Linked DNA regions of Homo sapiens: region 2 is linked to region 1. A link is an interaction called in ENCODE POLR2A ChIA-PET data of the cell type or tissue named here. Cell type or tissue: GM12878. All regions are shown on one strand.

The links. Peaks named below come from ENCODE experiments on the same cell type or tissue, not always from the same donor. Only the 100,000 strongest peaks of a DNase experiment are listed, where the experiment ranks them.
Region 2: POLR2A ChIA-PET joins it to region 1 with 5 read pairs; 3 of 35 experiments call an interaction of 5 or more read pairs at or near these places.

The regions. Positions count from the first base shown.
Region 1 is chr12:6,442,585-6,445,084 of GRCh38, forward strand. CD27 (CD27 molecule) reads left to right here and starts at 2,371. Exons shown (of 6, transcript NM_001242.5): 1 at 2,371-2,500. CD27-AS1 (CD27 antisense RNA 1) reads right to left here. Exons shown (of 6, transcript NR_015382.2): 5 at 962-1,133. RefSeq lists silencers at 153-292, 393-472 and enhancers at 1,463-1,532, 1,553-1,602. In GM12878, no CTCF peak of the experiment used is centred here; a DNase peak (open chromatin) is centred at 1,064; H3K4me3 peaks cover 2,311 bases; H3K27ac peaks cover 2,500 bases.
Region 2 is chr12:6,864,029-6,866,528 of GRCh38, forward strand. It overlaps USP5 (ubiquitin specific peptidase 5), which reads left to right. Exons shown (of 20, transcript NM_001098536.2): 17 at 22-167; 18 at 694-847; 19 at 1,136-1,220; 20 at 1,956-2,500. The coding sequence ends at 2,049. Among named protein-coding and RNA genes, the nearest start is that of TPI1, 2.3 kb to the right of the region's middle. RefSeq lists enhancers at 1,756-2,418, 2,419-2,500. In GM12878, no CTCF peak of the experiment used is centred here; no DNase peak of the experiment used is centred here.

The DNA of each region.
Region 1 (2,500 bases):
ATGCCCCAGCCAGGCATGGGGGAGAGGCTGACCCCAAAAGAGAAAGTGGTTGTGTGAGATTTCAAGGAAGATGTCAGCGGGCTGCATCCCAGGGCCTCTAGACAAAAGGAAGGGCCCAGCCAGGCATGGTGGCTCGTGCCTGTAATCCCAGCACTTTGGGAGGCCGAGGCAGGCAGATCACCTGAGGCTAGGTGTTCTGGTCCAGCCTGGCCAACATGACAAAACCCCATCTCTACTAAAAATACAAAAAATAAGCTGGGCGCGGTGGCTCTCCCCTGTAATCCCAGCCAAGGTGGGCGGATCAACTTGAGGCCAGCCTGACCAACGTGGCAAAACTCCATCTCTACTAAAAATACAAAAATTAGCTGAGCGTGGTGGCACGCACCTGTCATCCCAGTTACTCAGGAGGCTGAGGCGTGAGAATGGCTTGAGCCTGGGAGACAGAGGTTGCAGTGAGCTGAGATTGCATCATTGCACTCTAGCCTGGGTGACAGAGTGAAATGGAGGGAGGAAAAAAAAAAAAAAGGAAGGTCCCGTCCAGGGAGCCAGCCTAGGATGGGGAAGGCTCACCAGAAGTGGATGCAAAGAGTGCTGGAGATGAGCTCATTCTATTTGCCTAGGAAAGAAAAACGTCCAGAAACCTGGCCTTCCTCCTCTTGGCCGAGGCCCTCCAGGAAAGCCAGGCAGACCCTGCTCCTGCTCTGACCCCCTGGAGAAGTGATATGTAGAAAAGAGGAGATGGGCTTTGGCCCAGAGGACAGCAGCGTTAGGCTAGTGAGCAGTTCCCAGTCGGTTCAAGGTTGCTAGGCTCAGCGAACTGCAAGTCCCTGTTCGACAAGTTTCTTCCTAAAGGTCCCCAGTTCCTCATGATTCTTCTGAGGGTCTCATCCACCCTCCCAGGGCCTGCAGTCAGCTAGCCACCCCACTGCCCCATGCCTGCAGTGAACACATTTACCACAACCTGGAAATGGCTGGTGACAGAAAAGTCCTCACGGCCACAACACTCTCTGCGGTGGGAATTCAGGTGCCTTGCCTGATGGTGACAAAGCTGGTTTTGCATAAACAGCTCTCTGAATCACACCCAAATGTGGCTTCTGACTTGAGTGGACCCCCATGAAGAGCTGCAGAGGGGGCTGGGAAAAGACAAGAGAATGGAGAAAATGAGGAGAAAGGAAACTACAGAGTGAGATAGAGAACAGATCTGACAGGTGTGACCACAGCAGTGTGACATTTATGAACAGTGTGGAAACAACGGCAAAGCCCCTAAATTAAAAACTTCCTGGGGAAATAAGCCACTCCACATATCGGTTGCTGAGGAAAGAGTGGAGGAGGCTGTTGACCCGTGTGTGTCCCCATGACTCAAAGAGGGAAAAGTCTAGCTGTTTCCAATATCCCGAAATCAGTCTTGCTGGGAGAACTGGGAAAATAAAAAAGAGATGACCCCCGTAGGAAGCTACCTTTAATCCCAAGTGCCCAAGGCTAGGAGAGAAGATGCTCCAGGCGATCCAGGACACCAGTGACTGACACAGCCAGAGGTGGGAAAGGGGAGGATAAAGATGGCACAAAAGTGAGGAGTGAGCAAGGGTCTGAGAGGGAAGGCCATGTGGGCAGTAGGTGGCACCCACATCAGAGACTGACATGAGGATTAAAGGAGAGCATAGGTGATCGGTCAGAGTGTGACAGAAGAGAGGCAGCTCTACACCCCTTGCTTGCAATTCTGAGCATTCTGTAGCAAACTCGTTTGGCCATCAAACCAGACCTCAATTGAGACAAGGCTATTTAAGCTTCCTCCCAGTTGGTGTAAATATTCAATAGTTTTGCTGCAGAAATGTTGCGTTTGATTATGAGACTACCCCAACTCCCCAAGGGTGTTTTGTGGTGCTGGTTTCTGTATAAACCTGAAAAATTCTGAATTCCAAAACTTATCTGACCCCCAAAGTTTCAGATAAGAGCTTGTGGACCTGTGCTCAATTCTGGTTCTCCTTCCTTCTTTCAACTGTTGTCTGTGAAAGGAGGGATGCAGGTATGGGAGACAGGAGTCCTGCGAATTCGTCTGTAAACTGTGGACGGGGGGGTGGGTGGGGGGGGGTAACGTGGGCACCTTTGTGCACAAGTGCATGAATAGGAGGGGTGAGCAACTGTGTGTCCATCACCTTTTTGTCAAAGAAGCAGGAGTCAGTGGGCTACGTGCTTCATGAGCAGGAGAGGCGGAAACTAAGGAAGGCTCATGTGTTGGAGGAAGCATGTTTGAAGAGCAGCAGGTCTCACAGAGTTTGCTCTTTAATACTCTCCCCAGCACACGGAAGGGGAAGGGGGTGGAGGTTGCTGCTATGAGAGAGAAAAAAAAAACAGCCACAATAGAGATTCTGCCTTCAAAGGTTGGCTTGCCACCTGAAGCAGCCACTGCCCAGGGGGTGCAAAGAAGAGACAGCAGCGCCCAGCTTGGAGGTGCTAACTCCAGAGGCCAGCATCAGCAACTGGGCACAGAAAGGAGCCGCCT
Region 2 (2,500 bases), 420 kb after region 1:
TCAACCCCTTCACATCCACAGATTTTGCAAACCCCCTCATCCTGCCTGGCTCTAGTGGGCCGGGCTCCACAAGCGCAGCAGCCGACCCCCCTCCTGAGGACTGTGTGACCACCATTGTCTCCATGGGCTTCTCCCGGGACCAGGCCTTGAAAGCGCTGCGGGCCACGGTATGGGCTGCCCCAGCTAAGGACATGGGGCCAGTGGGGAAGAAGGGGGTGGGAATGAGGGGCCATCCTTCTTGAGCAAGACCAAAGACAACAGGTGTGGTCTGGCCGAGGTTGGGCACCACTCTTTTGTGGCTGCGATGAAGGAGCTGAAGCCTGCGTTCACTGCTGGGTTTTTTGCCCCAGAACTTGTTAAAAATGTAATGCTTCTGTTTGGCCGGGCGCGGTGGCTCACGCCTGTAATCCCAGCACTTTGGGAGGGTGAGGTGGGCGGATCACGCGGTCAGCAGATCAAGACCATCCTGGCTAACACGGTGAAACCCCGTCTCTACGAAAAATACAAAAAATTAACCAAGCGTGGTGGTGGGCGTCTGTAGTCCCAGCTACTTGGGAGGCTGAGGCAGGAGAAAGGCGTGAACCCGGGAGGCGGAGCTTGCAGTGAGCCGAGATCGCGCCACTGCACTCCAGCCTGGGCGACAGAGCAAGACTCCGTCTCAAGAAAAAAAGTAATGCTTCCTTCCTCTCCAAGAACAATAGTTTAGAACGGGCTGTGGACTGGATCTTCAGTCACATTGACGACCTGGATGCTGAAGCTGCCATGGACATCTCAGAGGGCCGCTCAGCTGCCGACTCCATCTCTGAGTCTGTGCCAGTGGGACCTAAAGTCCGGGATGGTCCTGGAAGTGAGTATCCCCAGGAAGCAGGACAGGCCTGGTGGAATCTGGTCAGTCTACTACACCAGATCCCTCATTCAGGCAGCTCTGCCCTCCTCAGGAGTCAGGGGCTTCTTTCCACCTCAACGTGGCATCTGAGGGTGGGGTTCTCTGACATGGAGACAGGCTCTGGCCCAGTACCTGCCTCACATTCCCTGAAACTCCTGTCCTGAGTCTGAGCTGTTGTCTGGATCTTTGGGCCATCACTCAAGCATTCCTCTTCTGTTTCCTTCTCTGACCCCCTCTCTCCTTTCCTAGAGTATCAGCTCTTTGCCTTCATTAGTCACATGGGCACCTCTACCATGTGTGGTCACTACGTCTGCCACATCAAGAAAGAAGGCAGGTGAGTGCTGGCCACATGCGTTTTGAATGGAGAATGGTGGTGGGAATGAGGAGGGCCATTTGGAAGTCCTTGGGATAGCTATGGGAGAAGGTGAAGGGACTGCCTGATGGGGACATAAAGTGCCAGAGAGTGACAGAAGGTCTTGCAGCAGTGATTGGCCCAAGGGTTGGATCTGGCCACCAGCTTTTTTTTTAAATAGAGATGGGATCTCACTATGTTGCCCAGGCTGGTCTTGAACTCCTGAGCTCAAGTGATCCTTCTGCCTCGGCCTCCCAAAGTGCTAGGATTACAGGCATGAGCTACCGTGCCTGGCCAGGCCCCCTGCCTTTGTAAATAAATTTTCACTGGAACCTGGACACACTTGTTTATGTGTTGTTTGTGCCTGTTTTCACGCTGCGGCAGGAAAGTTGAGTCGTTGTGTCAGAGACCAGAGAGAGAGCCTGCAGAACCTCAAATACTATCTGGCCCTTGCCAGAAAAAGTTTACCAACCCCCTGCCTCCCTGGAATGGGTGGAGGGTGGTTGTAAAGGTACTGGAGGATCTGAAGACATAATAGGGTCCGTGACCCTTGTGAGGTTGTGAAGCTCCCTTAAGGCACATGGTGGCTGGGCTGTGGATTTGGGGTATGGGCAGAGAGTGTGGAGAGCACTTCCAGGGGCCATGTCTGAGAGACTACATGATGCCACTTTGAATGCCCAGTTTGTTCATCCTTTTCTGTTTTCCCCACTTCCCCAGATGGGTGATCTACAATGACCAGAAAGTGTGTGCCTCCGAGAAGCCGCCCAAGGACCTGGGCTACATCTACTTCTACCAGAGAGTGGCCAGCTAAGAGCCTGCCTCACCCCTTACCAATGAGGGCAGGGGAAGACCACCTGGCATGAGGGAGAGGGGCTGAGGGATGGACTTCAGCCCCTCTGCTCTGTACCCTTTTTCCTTTTGTCCCCGGCAGCAGGGAAGAAGCTGGAGGCCGTGGGAGAATGGCTGGGCAGAGCAGAGGGGCAGCGATAGACTCTGGGGATGGAGCAGGACGGGGACGGGAGGGGCCGGCCACCTGTCTGTAAGGAGACTTTGTTGCTTCCCCTGCCCCCGGAATCCACAGTGCTCTGCTTCTCTGTGTCGCCCCGCCCAGCCCCCTGGTGTGGAGGGAGGGGTCTCGTTTGTGCGCGTGGGTGTAGCTTTGTGCATCCTCTCCCAGTGGAGCGATCACCTGTGCCTCCCCTCCCCCTTTGTTTGCCCCTGTGTGGTTGGTCAAGGAGGGATGTGAGGGAAATAGGGACCCC